Regions from separate parts of the Homo sapiens genome. Here region 2 is linked to region 1. Evidence: chromatin contacts called from ENCODE Hi-C or POLR2A ChIA-PET data. All regions are on one chromosome and are shown on one strand. The core of a region is the stretch at or near the end of the contact, and the rest is flanking DNA. Distances in the headings are between cores, read along the strand shown. Region 1 overlaps OTOGL (otogelin like). Region 2 has its middle 130 kb from the start of PPP1R12A-AS2.

Region 1 (7,804 bases), core at 999-3,498:
CATGGCAAACTTTAGTAGCAGGACTTTAATATCTCAGCACTCACAAATTTCTCAATTTACACACGAAGTAAAGCCCTTTGTCTTATATATAGTGTTAAATGATATATCAGTTATGTTTCTCTGAATTGCATTCAGTGATTTTTCTTGTGACTAAAACAACACAGTTTGTGAGTTGTATTTTAGAAAACAAAATTTGGAGCTATGCAAAACTTCATGTCTAAGCAGCTTTTGCCATTTGTGTAATAGGATTGCATGCAGTCTTGTAGAATAATGCAGACCTTAGAGTGTACCTTACAATGACCAATGGAGAGCACAAGGTCAGCTTGAATTTTAGTGGTTTTTGAAAAAAATTGTATCCTATTTACTTTACTTTTTCTTCGTATAGATTCCACTGCCGTTGTCATTATAGGGGCAGTGTTTATCAACCTGGAGAGCTCATCCCCACACCCTCGGGCTTATGGTAGGTTTCAATGATGGGGATTGTGTTTGACAAATGATGTATGTTCTAATATAATTCTTTCTTTTATATATATATATATATTTTTTTATTATACTTTAAGTTCTAGGGTATATGTGTACAACGTGCAGGTTTGTTACGTATGTATACATGTGTGCCATGTTGGTGTGCTGCACCCATTAACTCGTCATTTACATTACATTGAGTATATCTCCTAATGCTATCCCTCCCCCCTCCCCCCACCCCACAACAGGCCCCGGTGTATGATGTTCCCCTTCCTGTGTCCAAGTGTTCTCATTGTTCAATTCCCACTTATGAGTGAGAACATGCAGTGTTTGGTTTTTTTAACCCAAACTGTAAGTTGAAATATGACTTCTGTAATTAAAAAATAAAGATAACAATGTAATCTTTAAATATATTATAATCATGTGATTGTATATATATGTACAAACACATATATACATAATACATGCATATATGACATTTCAAAGTGAAATAACCAAGTTTTGTACTCATAACTGCAGAAAGGAGTTATGAATTTAAGTACCTCACAGTGAAATGAAAGTCCTTTGATCATTTTTTGTTATTAGATAGAAGTTAGGGGTGAAGTACGTGTTTAAATACAACAGTATTACTGAATAGGCTCAAAAAAAAAAGCAATTTCAAAATAGATTTGAAAAATGTCCTGCACAGTAGTAAGTGTGCCTCCTCCCCAGGCCCATCAATACTAGAAAGATAACACTTAATCATAGGATAACACTCATTCTGGTTATAAATTTTCTGTTGAAAATCTAGGCACGTCCATGCAGCAGTCCATACTTACATATAATTCCTAACCTCCCCTTTTTAGTTGCCCCATAGGTACCAACAGATAATAATAGACAGTAGATAATAACAATAATAATCATTTCTAACCATTACTGTGTACCTTGTTTTGTGCTGGCACCATTCTAAGTGTTTAATATCTATTATTAAAATACTTACTCATCACCATAACCCTAAGAGATAGGCAATGTTGTTTTATCCTGATTTACAGGTGAGGAAAATGGGATACAGGTGGCTAAGGAACCTGATACTAAAGCTGGGAGTTAGTCCCAGGCAACCTGGCTCGGCAGTGCTTGTCTCCTGCCTACTTTGCTCTGCAGCTGATTTTTGTATTCACAGCAGAATATTGATTATGCTCAATTTACCTTTGTCTTTATCTCCACCTTTTTTCCTATCCACATCAAGACACAGTGGCAACTAGCTCTTGGATCTTTCTGTGGTACGCAGTACTATTATTCACACAGTTTCCCAAGCCAGAGCTCCAGGAATCATTTTCGACTCTTTCCTCTTGCTCAAAACACCTAATCAGTAAATACCCAGCAACTTTGGATTTTACTTGATTTTACTTTCTACGCGTAGTCAAAAGCCATTTCTTCCTTTCCATCATCACTGCTTTAGCAATCAGTGTGTCTCATTTTCTCTTCCCTGGACCTTCCTCTCTGGTGTTCTTGCCTCTAGTTTTTCCCCTCTTTCATTCTGCCGAGGTGTCCTGTCTTTTTGGATTTAACATGATTAATGTATGTAAACTTAGCAAAAAAAAAAAAAAGTAACCATCCCTCCTCAATGAAAAAAAATCAAAATTCACTTAATATAGTGACTTTGTTAGCCATTCCTTTTTAAAAGCCTTTGTCCCAGAATAAGTATGATATGGAAGACCTGGATATGTGATCTGAGACCTGTCTGTCTCAGTTCCTCTGTGCTATTCAAAGTGTGAGCAAATTCAATCAGAAGTGACTCACTCAGTGGTGAATCACACCTCTGAGTGTTATTCTAGTGTTCAACTATGCATTGCATATTTTTTATGTGATGTGGACTGTATATGTGATTCAGCTTCTTCATCTGGGCTTAAATATAGAACATATGATCTGGTCCAAAGCTGAAAGAAAAACTGTATTGGAGTTATTGAGAACTAATGTGTTGTTTTCCATCATGTTATCTTCTTCAGGGATTTTCAAGGCTAATTTTTCCTATATGTGGCTCTTGCCTTATACTCTGACTTTAGAATGTAAGTTGCAAGGAAGCTGTGACTCCACCCTATCTTCAATGCTGCTGCCAAAATGATTCAAAGCAACCATATCACTTTTCTGCTTAGGTCTTCAATGGCTCACCTCAGGGGTAAAATCTTAGCATCTTCTAGGAGCTAGCCTCTGCCTCTTTTGGCATTCTCACAGCCTGTCCCTTCCTGCATTGCACTTTGCTATGTAGAATGCTGCTTTACTTCTTCATGGTTTATGTGTTTCCACTGAGTGTTATAGCCTTCCTACCTTAGGTGTGCCATAACCTCCATCCACTCTTCAAAACTGTTCAGACTTTACTTCCTTTGATTCCCTGATGTTGGTTGCCAACAGATTTTAAAAACATTTTTTCTTTGTTTTACTTCTATCTCTTAACATATTTCTATGTTGCATGTGTCACACTGCATACATTATTTATTTGTGTGTCTTCCCCTTCTGTGAGACAAATTATGGTAAGAACTATGAATTTTGATGTTCATGTCTCCCATGCCTATCCCAATGCTCCACACTTATAGGTGTTTGATAAAAAGTGTTGTGTTGAAATAGCGTTCCTGAAATTGGACCTAACCCAACAGCTTGTAAAAACTTCTGTGGGAAAAATAACATTTGTATAATGTACTCAATCAATTCTTGTACGTTAGATTGTTGTCGAAATTCAGGGAAAAAAAAAAAAACAACAGATTTGGTTCCATAAATTAACTATTTATTTACTTCTAGCCAGTGTTCAAATGGGACTGTGAAATGTGATGAATTAGCAACGCCCTCTGCTGGTAAGATCTTAAAAGATGTTTTCCTGAATGAGGGTTCAGCTCTGATACCACCTCCACTCCTGGCAGAAGTCATCAATCACCTCTTCTTCCCAATGTGCATGGCTATAGCCTTGGGAATGTTCTTCAACATGGTGTTCCAGTGCTTCTTAACTTTTTCCACATTGAAAATTATAATATTTTTAGGACAGTCTGGGTTGAACATATAAGTCAGCTCAGGGGCGGAGCAGGTCAACCCAGGGATGCTGCCTAGATGCTGCCTACCACAGGACCACCTCAGGCATCCCAAGGACTTTAGGGATATGTATCTAGGCAAGTGTTGTAACCCATTTGTGGGACAGAAATTGGGAAAATCTATTTTAGACCTTCACTTCTCAGATTTTAGTGTGCACATATGGGGATCTTGTTAAAATGCAGATTCTGATTCATTAGGTCAGGGGTGATACCTGAAATTCTACATTTCTATCAGTGACCAAGATAACATTAATACTTCTGGTTCCTGGGCTGCATTATGAGTAGCATGGCTCTGGGACTAGTAGCAATAAATTTAACAATGCATGTAAAATGACATCCACTGTTATCCCTTCAGAATGTCATTTTAAATACCTTTCCTAAGATCTTATGTATTAGGACCATATATATTATTTATTTTCATCATATAAAGAGCCTCAAATTCTCAGTTACTATGGGCAAATTCTAGGCACATAATAAACAATACTTGCTTTCATAGATTTTAATGGGCAGGAAGAGTGTAGGCTAATAAAAGTAATTGTAAGCTATTATTGCTTTGTTATGTATTTGAATGGCCTGGTATATATTATTATTAAAGAGCTTTGAATTACATGCCCTGAATTTACTTTACAAGGATTCAGACAAGCCTAGGGCTTCTTTACAAGACATGTTTATGGACCACACACATTCGGTAGCTACAGGGCCATCCTGACTCTGCCCCATTTCTTTCAGGGTGACTCGCCCCCATTTGATTCAATGAAGGGAAGCCCAGGTGGCTAGCCTTCTCACAGAGGAACCCACGGGATTTTATCCCTTTGGCCCCACTTGAGGCAATTTATTTGATCTCTAAGAGCCCAAAAGCTTTCTGGAAGAATATGGAGCCCCTGTCCTGACTATAGTTATGTCTACTTCTGCACTTCTGTGGTATAGTGAGAACTGATATAAACAATGACTTGAGGTGAAGCAAGATTTAGAATAATCGTGTGTTCATTGTAGCTTTGTAAAAGCCACAATGCTTTTACATTATGCTTAAAAATTGATAACATATGCTGAAAAATTGATAATATATGTATGAATTAATAAAAATATCTTGTTTTTTGACTTCAGAAAATTATATTCTAGTTAGTTACTGTCTTATGGAAGGCAGCTAACATTCTCAAACTCAAAATAGGTTTAGAATAAACCTATTTTATGAATTTTGGTGTTCATATCTCCCATGCCATGACAAAAAGTTAAGGACATTTTGTCTGTGCTTATATCTGAAGTTCACATCTGCCCAGAGGGAAAAGAGTATTTCGACTGCAGGTTTCCTGACCCTGAATTACCAGCTGGTGGTGTTAATTGTGAGACTACATGTGCAAACCTAGCCATGAACTTCACCTGCACCCCATCCTCACCCTGTATAAGTGGCTGTGTTTGTGCTCCAGGGTAAGCCTCTTCTTCATAATACAGAACATTCAGGATTTGCCTGAAAGCACAATATCTCCTGAAAACATTCTTTATAGAAATAGCCAGAATTGTTGTTCTGACTAGTGGTTAACTGGGTTGGTAGCTAGAAGACTATTGTGATTGTTTTGCTTGGCTCATGTGACATTGTGAAATATTATTAATGTAATACACTGAATTGAGGAGAAAACTCATTTCTGGATGAAGCTGGAATTTCTCCCCTGATGAAACTGCAATTTTGAGAAAGTGACACAATTAATCACTCTTCATTCAAAACACTCTTCAAGTGCATTTTTAAATATTCTGTTGTGCAGTTACTGGTATTGATGTGAAGTTGTAATAGTGATGCCAACTGTTTTATCTTAAAGAAAATAGTGTATTGAGGCTACAAAGGGCAGTGGGTAAGAGTGGGAGCTCTGGCATCAGACACACCACTGCTCAAATCCCAGCCCTGACACTGTTAGTGGAGTGATTTTTCTGCAAGTTCTTTTTAAGCCTCAATTAGGCATTGTGATGTGTGTGTGTGTGTGTGTGTGTGTGTGTGTGTGTGTGTGTGTGTGTATTTAAAAATATGAGCCACTATTTTGTGGCAGCATATATTCTACTCCTATCTTCATAAATATTCTTCCATTGCAGAAATGCCTAGTGCACGTGAAAGACAAACACAGAATCTTGTGGCTATTGGCTTCCTCACAGGCACACATATAATCTGGCCTCCCTGGCCCTCCCTCTTCTGGTAATGAAATAGAGGCTGTGCAGAGGGAGTGCCATCTAAGGCAAACAGGTCACCCATTCTTCCTCAATGAACATGTTCACACAAAGGGATTCCTGGGATCAGCTCATATAAACCAGGGGCAAAGAAGAGCGAGGTCTTGTGGTTTGTTTCCCAGGAGAATCGCATTTGTCTAAATGGCCCCCATCTGGAATAGGTTGAAGAGCCAAGTAACTTGGAACTGGCATTAATCTCTTTAGAAAGAAAGGACATAGGAGGCAGAGACAAGAAGGTCACAAAAGAACAAGTGCCTGTGGCTGGGAAAATAAAGACAGGTAGAAATAAGGCCATAGAGCAGATAAGCAAGAAAGACATTTTAGTAAAAAGGAGAAGGGAAATAGAATAATTAAAACCCACAACATTGCTTGATTTATTTGATTTGATTGTGACTCTTAGGAATGCATGGCTAATTAAAGCCATATCCTAATTTTGTTTTATATGCTGTGCTTGAGCTATTATCTTTTAAAATATATTTACTGTCACCTTTGATATTTAGTTGGACAGTGATTTATTTACTGGCTAAATCTCATTACAAAACGTTAAGGAGATTTCCTCCTACCTTCTCTGACTGTATTGAAATAAATGTGGGTGGAATTGACTTAGAGGCCTCTGACAGATTTGGAAATATTTTATTAAGATAGCCTTCTCCTACAATATTGTTTATGGTAATGTGATTTGCCCTGTCTTCTATGTGACCTTGTCTGGCTCATTTTGGCAAAATAGTCCAGTGTGACTTGTTTCATGTGGCTCCTAACAGTGCCAGCAGTTTATTGACTGTAAAAGGACCACATAACCCTAATTGAGAAATCACTGTGGATTGAAGAAATGGAGAATAGTATAGAGGAAAAGTCAGATGGAAATGGCTTCTATGCTGGCCCTCCTTATAAGCCGAAGTACCTCATGGCAAGTTACTTAACCACTTGAAATCTCAAGTTTCTCTTTTAATAATGGATATAACACTATATTTACTTCTTGGATGATTGAGTATATGCTGCACACCAGTTATATAGTAAGAGCTCAGCAAATGTTTATTTCTTATCCCACTGCCCAAACTTGCTTAAAGCAGATACAAGCATACTTTGTTTCATTGTGTGTTTTGCTTTATTGCACTTCACAGGTGTTGCATTTTTTACAAATTGAAGGTGTGTGGCAACCCTGCATCAAGCAAGTCTGTTGGTGCCATTTTCCAACAGCATGTGCTTACTTGGTGTCTCTGTGTTGCATTTTGGTAATTTTTGCAATATTTCAGAACTTTTTCATTATCATTATATCTGTTATGGTAATCTGTAAACAGTGAACTTTGATTATTATGTAATTATTTCAGGGTTCCACAAATGGTGCCCATATAAGATGGAAAAATTAATTGATGAATGTTGTGTGTGTTCCGATTTCTCCATGTATAGGCCATTCCACCATCTCTCTTGCTCTTCTCAGGTCTCTCTATTCCCTGAGACACAATACTGAAATTAGGCCAATTAATAACTCTACAATAGTCACCAAAAGTTCAAGGGAAAGGAAGAGTCACACATCTGTCACCTTAAATCAAAAGCTAGAAATGATTAGATTTAGTGAGGAAGGCATATTGAAAGCTGAGATGGGCTACAAGCTAGTCCTTTTGCAACAGTTAGCCAAATTGTGAATGCAAAGGAAAAGTTCATGAAAGAAATGAAAAGTGCTACTACTCCAGTGAACCCACAAGTGGTAAGAAAGCAAAGCAGCTAGCTGTTATGGAGAAAGTTTTAGTAGTCTGGATAGATCAAATCAGCTGCAACATTCACTTCTGCAAAGGCTTAATCCATAGCAAGGCTTTAACTCTTTTCAATTCTATAATGGCTGAGGGAGGTGACAAAGCTGCAGAAGAAAAGTTTGAAGCCAGCAGAGGTTGGCTTATGGAGTTTAAGAAAAGAAACTATCTCCATAACATAAAAGTGCAAGTGCTGATGGAGAAGCTGCAGCAAGTTATCCAGAAAATGCAACTAAGATAATTGATGAAGGTGGCTACACTAAACAATAGATTTTCAATGTAGATGAAACAGATTTATATAGGAATAAAGTGCCATCTAGGACTTTC
Region 2 (7,804 bases), core at 3,623-6,122, 710 kb before region 1:
GCCAGCGGTGCTGCCCGCCGCTCCCAGTGCGGGGCCCACTGAGCCTGCACCCACCCAGAACTCACGTTGGCCTGTGAGCGCCACGTGCAGCCCCGGTTCCTGCCTGGGCCTCTCCCTCCACACCTCCCTGCAAGCAGAGGGAGCCGGCTCCGGCCTCAGCCAGCCCAGAGAGGGGCTTCCACAGTGCAGCGATGGGCTGAAGGGCTCCTCAAGTGTGGCCAGAGCGGACACCGAGGCTGAGGAGGTGCTGAGAGCAAGGGAGGGCTGCTAGCACGTTGTCACCTCTCACAATCATAATTCTTCAATGCAAGCATGACACCAAAGGGTGAGGCCTGCTACTGTCAAAATTTTAGTGAGCTAGGAGGACTATTCCATATTTTCCTAGAAATAGGTATTTGCTAGTTGACAAACATAAGTTATTTGTATCCATGGTTCCTTAAAATACCATTTCAAAGCCAAATGTATTTAGGGCTGGGCGCAGTGGCTCATGCCTGTAATCCCAGCACTTTGGGAGGCCAAGGCAGGTGGATCACCTGAGGTCAGGAGTTTGAGACCAGCCTGGTCAACAAGGTGAAACCCTGTCTCTACTAAAAATACAAAAATTAGCCAGGCATGGTGGCAGGTGACTGTAACCCCAACTACTCAGGAGGCTGAAGCAGGAAAACTGCTCAAACCCGGGAGGCGGGGATTGCAGTGAGCCAAGATCACGCCATTGTACTCCAGCCTGGGTGACAAGGGTGAAACGCTGTCTCAAAAACAAACAAACAAACAAAACCAAAAAGTTAGACTTATTTAAATTAATTCCTAAAAGGAAAGATCTGAGAGCTCCTCAGACAAGTCATCAAATCAGGCTTGTTTATGCTCAAGCAGGAAGGCCAAAGTTCCAGGTAAAGGCTCTCCTTTCTAGAATCAGCATAACTGCAAGGCAGCAGACCATATAAATAGTTTGATGCTCTGAACAAATGGAATGTTGTCTGGAATGATAATGTGGAAAGAGTTCATGTTAACACAGCAGGCCATTTAATGTAAAGAAACATGTTTTAAAAGCTACCTAGAGCTTTCTAGGTACAAGTGTTTTGTTCAGGTTTTTATGCAGACAGAAACAGTTTAAAAACAGGCAAGGATCGAAGGTATCAAAATGTGTTTTAAAACCTATCTGAAGGAGTTGATTACTATCAGCGCTAAAACCCAGTCTTTAGTCTCCTCCTTAACCAGGATGCAGTTCCTAGAGATAAAATATAATGTTAACACTGATCTAATATAGTAAACAATCGTCAGAACTTTGGAAAGATTTCTCTCTCTCTCTCTACACACACACACATTTTATATCTTTCATGTATCCCTCTCCCCCTCCTCCCATACTATGAAGTAATATTTAACCCCAAAGAAATAACCTTGTTAAGTTTGTTTCCTTCTTTGCTAATCACTGCAGTGGATTTCAGAAAGCACAAGGTGGCAGAAGCACACTAAAAATCCAACTGGAATAAAGGCTACAGCAATTTGAACATCATAAAAATGGCAGCAACTCTATTTTTAAAAATAAATGAGTACTTTTTCATCATAACAAACATGCTCAATAAAATTTTGAAAATATGACAGGTAGAAAAAGGAAAGGGGATTGTATTACTGAGACATATGGACAAATGTTTAATTCTTCCTACTACAATTATTAGTTGTGATTTTATCAGATATGCAACTTTATATCCTCCCTTTTAAACTCTAACAATGGGAGCACTTTCAAATCTGCTTTAGTCAAACATCTCTGTTTCAAAAAATATTTAAGGCATCTGCATGTGTCCATGTTTTTATAAACATTTTCAAAAGATCACTGATTAGAACATGGCTAATTTTATCTAGCCATTTTCCCATTAGCAATGATTGTTTTAAGTTAAACATTATCAATGACACCTGAGCCAGTAAATTTACATTTTAAGATCTCATTTCAAAAATCAAACAGGCTGGGGGCGGTGGCTCATGCCTATAATCCCAGTACTTTGGGAGGCCAAGGCAGGCGGTCACCAGAGGTCAGGAGTTCGACACCAGCCTGACCAACATGGAGAAACCCCGTCTCTACTAAAAATACAAAAATTAGCCAGGTGTAGTGGTGGGCACCTGTAATCCCAACTACTCAGGAGGCTGAGGCAGGAGAATCACTTGAATTCGGGAGGCGGAGGTTGCAATGAGCCGAGATCACGCCATTGCACTCCAGCCTGGGTGACAGCGAGACTCTGTCTCAAAAAACAAAAAACAAATAAAAACAGCCATCTGAGAAAATCAGACATGAACAAATGAAATAACATTTTATTCCAAAACAGAATCAAATGATGCTATCCTGTTTACTTTTTGCACTGGCCTGTGGGTACTTGGACCTTTCTTATTTTACAAACCTATATCTACAGTGTGTGTTTAGAAAATCATTTTATATGTCGAAAATATAACAAAATAATTTTAAAAATACTTAAGTATTGTGGTAGCAGTCAAAAGTTATTTATACTTTTAAAAGATTGCTACCAACTAGATTTGCCCCTGGAAAAATAACCAAAGCCATAATTCATTTGCTACTTTGGAATCAACCTGAATGCCAAAAACAACTGTATAAAATCATTTGGTCTAGTCATCTGCTTTAGACAGGTGAAAAGCCATTATTATTCCCCTCTATTATGGGCTCAGGAAAATAAAGCCAACATCAATGGAAGATGGTGCTCAGAACCCTGTCAAGTATGGGGAAAATTCTGTATCTCCGGATGTCTTTTGACCTTAATTCAGACCTTTAATCCACAGGTCAAAATATGTAAAATTAGAAATAATGTAATGACTTTTCCCCCTTTTAACTGAAACTCAGTTTTCTCTATTAAATGAGCAAAACAATGACTTCCATGAGAGAGGAAATTCAATTGTCAGGAACAAATGTTATTACATTCCAGCACCTTCTGAATGTTTAGTCTTGAGTCTTTCTTTTGTAAGCACTAACTAAGCAATCACAGGGAATTCTCTTCAAGAAGGATTCTCATTCATGATTTTCTCCAGGCCCCAGTGAGAACTCTAAATTAAAGGGCTCTCACTCTTTATGGCTTCACTTGCTTCTTCCTTCCCCAGTAGCTTTGAAGAAATTTCCCTTTTTATTCAAATGTGCTCACCCAGGTCAGAGAGGAGATTTCCTGAACTCTGAACACCAAGGTTAAATCTTCCATGGTCTAACACCTTGCAAGCTGCAAATAACTGAAGAGGGGAAAAAAGATCACCTTAAAGAAATTATTAGTATAGAACCTTTCTGCACTTTCTCAACATTTCTTCTACTTAGGCCTGCATGAGAAATTCAAGACCAAGTCTGGATAATTCAACTATAAACTCAGCATCAGAATGTTTTTTGCCTGCCTATTTGCTAAGGTTTCCAAAAACTGGGCTTATCCATTTCCAGAGCCCTGGAAAAAATTTGAAAACATGAACTATATTAATAATAATGTGCCTTCTCTATAGAGCATCCACATTTTAAAAGCCTAGAGATCCTGGCTTGGGAAAGCTAGAAAAGTAAATACCAACTATGATGACTGGAGAAACTAATTTAAATTCCTCTGCTGAATCTTGTCCCCAGGCTTCCAATAAAAATAAGTTAGGTTTTGGCCCTGAACTATTCCTTACAAAAATTGCTTATCATTATACAAGAATAGTTTCCCTATTTTCTGTTTATTTGTTTTTCCTCTAGTTCTATTCTTTCCCACATAGATTAAACCAAAATAAGATTAGCCAAACCTAATTTGATTCTAATCCAAGCCACACACCCTATGTATTCCATTACAAATCAAGTTTAATTTACTGACTTCCTTGGGTCCCAACTGAATGACCTACTGGAAGCTACGAAAGGGGTCACAGAGTAAGACTGCAGGCCAAAAAAAGAATGTGAAAAACACATGCAAGCCTGGAAACAAATTCACCCAAAGACATAACTTGCTTAAGATGTTTCTTGTGGAATTTGAATGCTAAAAGATCAAGTCTCCTAACAGGAAAAGCAGCCAACAGAGAAGCAGATGCATTCACATTCACTCATCATTCGTTCGCTCATTCATTCATTCAACAATTATACATAGACCTCTCATAGTCATGAGTTTTAACAACAGCAGAAACTTCAGGAGAGTATTTGCTTTCTGGTGCTCAGTTCTGCACTGAAGCCAGTCTCCCATTACCACAGGATTTTTTCTGTATGTTGTAAAATCTGTGAACATAAACTTTAGTTTTTATCTGCTTTTATTTTTTGGTAATTTGGAAGCTGAATTTAAAACATCCCCTTTAATTTTGGCAACGAGTAGCTTTTAGATTCTTTTAATCCAAGGGATTTTAGACCTTCTGAAGTCAAGGTTTACTTCTAAAGAATAAAGAATTTTGTTTGCTAACAATGTGAAAGAGCTAATATAATAGCTACATATGGTCTTATACCAGTGATAAGTCACTAATGTTGTTACAGCTTATGTGACAAACGTTCACAATGTTTTTGGTCCTCAAAATCACCCTGACAGCAGTAGTACTCCAGAGAGGTGTGAGGAGACGAGTGAAAAACCCAAAAAGAAGAAAAAGCAAAAGCCCCAGGAGGTTCCTCAGGAGAAAACAGAAGACCCATCTATCTCTTTCTCCAAACCCAAGAAAAAGAAATCTTTTTCCAAGGAGGAGTTGATGAGTAGTGATCTTGAAGAGACTGCTGGCAGCACCAGTCTTCTCAAGAGGAAGAAGTCTTCACCCAAGACGGAAACAGTTAATGACCCCGAAGAGGCAGGCAACAGAAGTGTCTCCAAGAAAAAGACGAAATTCTCCAAAGAGGAGCCTGTCAGCAGTGGACCTGAAGAGGCTGCTGGCAGCAAGAGCAGCTCCAAGAAGAAAATGTTCCATAAAGAAGCCCAGGAAGATTAGAATGCAAATGGACATTCTCTGGGAGGCGGGGCATACCATAGCCCAAGACGACATTTCCTACCATGTCCAGTTCCCCAATAAAAACAAATTCACACACACACACAAATCACCCTCATGAAATAAGAGAGGAATTATTATGACCACTTTGAAGATCAGGAAGTGGAGGCTCAGGAAAGGGAAATGATATGTCCAAAGTCCCTTTTTCTAAGTGGTGAATTCAAATCTTAAGACTATCTGATCACTGTTCTTTTCTACTTTTCCTCAATTAATATTTAGTTTAAAATTTAAGCTTTTGTGTATTTTGTTCTAGGGGTTGGGACTATAAAGCTGTACACATATATAAAATTCCTCCTTAGCCTAGGCAACATGGCAAAACCCAATCTCAACAAAAAAAATACAAAAATTAGCTGGGCATGGTGGTGTGCATCTGTAGTCCCAGTCACTTCGGAGGCTGAGGTGGGAGGATAGCTTAGGCCCCAGAGGCAGAGGTTGCAGTGAGCCAAGATGGCACCATTGCACTCCAGCCTGGGGCAACAGAGCCCGAAACTGTTTCAAAAAAAAAAAAAAAATTCCTCCTTATGATTCAAGAGATTCCTGCATAGTCCTCAATCTTTGGTTTTGCTTTAAGAACAGATCATCTGCCCCATTTGGCTTAAAAACAAAAATTAAACACATAATACAAACATGAGACTATAAATACATTAGACTTCAATAAATAGAACAAAAATGTTCACTGTTTAGTTACAGCATGTCATTTGATGAGCAGAAAATTAGAAAAATGATTTTAGTCCCCATTTCAGCATTACTTAACTAGAAAACCTTGGGTAAATCTCTCAAATTCTGTGTCTCAGTTTGTATACACTATTAAATGGGTATAAAAAATTGTCCTTCAAATGTTATAACCAGTACAAAATCATTAAATCTAAAATTGGTATATATTTCCTAGTACTACTGGTATAAGAATTCTGAAAAAAGAGAGGAAAAGTTCATTTCAGTTTTGTCTCACGCAATAGTTAACATACAAGGTACTTTTTTTAAAGCTTGTTTAGTATCTAGAATATTGTGTACACATTCATTAAATTCCTTAAATTCTTTTTACTGATATCCCTTTGGACCCTGAATCCAATATTATGTAGCCATTTTCCCTATTACACAAATAGACTGGTTTGCACAGGTTACACAGTATGTTAATGGCAGAATCAAAGGTCAAAATATCTGATCGATATCCTAACCATGCCAGGATCATCCACTGCTAACAAGACAGAACTGTGACAGTCTCTTTAACGTCAGCAGAATTCTCTAAGCTGAGCCTTATTTTAGCTATCAGTTTCCTTCAGTTCCCATGCTGAATTTTATCAGATCTGCTTCTTTCTCTTCCTCTATTCATGCCTAATAAGCAAAGAAATAAAAAAGAAAAGCCGTAAAAAGCAGAGCACAGCATCTGGATAATCCACAAACCAGAAAAACCTGACTGACAAGAGTTAACTAAATGGATTTTTTAGTGGATTTGTTTGTTTTTTTGAGACAGGGTCTCACTCTGTTGCCTAAGCTGAGGGTAGGCGCACAATCACGGATCACTGCAGCCTCAAATTCCTGGGCTCAGGCAATCCTCCCACCTCAGCTGATCCTCCTGCCTCAGCCTCTTGAGTAGCTGGGTCTACAGGCATGCACCACCACACCGGTCTGATGTTTTGTTTTGCTTTGTAGAGACAGTTCTTGCTATTTTGCCAAGGCTGGTCTCAAACTCCTGGCCTCAAGTGATCCTCCTGCCTGGCCCTCCCAAAGTGCTGGGATTACAGTAGTGAGCTACTGTGCCTGGCTGGATTTCTTGTCTACAGTTTAGAAACTCAATCTTCTTCAATCACATAATGAGTCTCAGGATATAACAGCAAGACACAACGTGAATTTGTGATTAAATTTTATTTTCATGAAATTTTTTGCATAGCCAGAATCACAAAACAAAAATGAGGAAATGCTAAAGTTGATTTACAAAAAGTGAAAGAAAAAACACACCCGTGGGAACCCCATCACCAAAACCGTAAAAAAAAAAAAAAAAAAAAATTGCAAAAATCTTTCAGAAAAGGCAGTCTAGTCACCCAAAGAAATTCATAAGTTGACTGGCTGGAGAAGATTTCTTGAAAATATATAATAGAAGTTACAAATTAAGAAGTAACATATGGAGTAGGTAGTCAAAGTGAGAGGCGACAGTGTGCTGGCAGCCCTTGCTCACTCTTGGTGCCTCCTTGGCCTCGGTGCCCACTCCGGCCGCGCTTGAGGAGCCCTTTAGCCTGCCGCTGTAATGTAGGAGCCCCTCTCTGGGCTGGCCAAGGCTGGAGCCGGCTCCCTCTGCTTGCAGGGAGCTGTGGAGGGAGCAGCGTGGGCGGGAACTCAGGCTGCGTGTGGCGTACGCGGGCCAGCGTGAGTTCTGGGTGGGTGCAGGCTTGGCAGCCCCGCACCTGGAGCAGCCGGCCAGTGCCACCGGTCCCAGGCAGTGAGGGGCTTAGCACCCGGGCCAGCAGCTGTGGAGAGTGTGCCAGGTCCCCCAGCACTGCTGGCCCGCCCAAGCTGTGCTCAAATTCTCGCCGGGCCTCAGCCGCCTCCCTGCGGGGCAGGGCTCAGGACCTGCAGCCCGTCATGCCCAAAGAATGCCCCCTGCTTTCCCCACCGTGGGCTCCTGCATGGCCCGAGCCTCCCCGATGGGTGCCGCCCCCTGCTCCGCAGCGCCTGGTCCCATCGACCACCCAAGGGCTGAGAATTGCAGGCACACGGCATGGGACTGGCAGGCAGCTCCACCCGTGGCCCTGGTGCGGGATCCACTAGGCGAAGCCAGCTGGGCTCGTGAATCAGGTGGGGACTTGGAGAACTTTTATGTCTAGCTGGAGGATTGAAAATGCACAAATCAGCA

Evidence for each region. A loop is a pair of places that touch in the nucleus more often than their neighbours do. ChIA-PET counts read pairs that join two places held with the same protein, here RNA polymerase II (POLR2A). Pooled maps may share reads with other maps.
Region 2: a map of CD4-positive, alpha-beta T cell shows a loop between it and region 1 (15-fold over the local background). The contact joins two enhancer-like sites. A Hi-C loop is called at or near these places in 61 of 168 maps with a recorded cell type or tissue (A673, B cell, CD4-positive, alpha-beta T cell and 33 more), 21 of 37 single-sample maps with no recorded cell type and 39 of 50 pooled maps. POLR2A ChIA-PET finds 5 or more read pairs at or near these places in 4 of 52 experiments (AG04450, BJ, T-cell and 1 more).

Annotation. Positions count from the first base shown.
Region 1 is chr12:80,266,868-80,274,671 of GRCh38, forward strand. OTOGL (otogelin like) reads left to right here. Exons shown (of 59, transcript NM_001378609.3): 22 at 386-460; 23 at 3,235-3,287; 24 at 4,781-4,943. Among named protein-coding and RNA genes, the nearest start is that of OTOGL, 170 kb to the left of the region's middle. Within about 2 kb of position 2,249, at least 2 of the 41 ENCODE cell types and tissues checked have a DNase peak (open chromatin) inside an H3K27ac peak, as active enhancers do.
Region 2 is chr12:79,554,273-79,562,076 of GRCh38, forward strand. It overlaps the pseudogene NOP56P3. Among named protein-coding and RNA genes, the nearest start is that of PPP1R12A-AS2, 130 kb to the right of the region's middle. Within about 2 kb of position 4,873, at least 3 of the 41 ENCODE cell types and tissues checked have a DNase peak (open chromatin) inside an H3K27ac peak, as active enhancers do.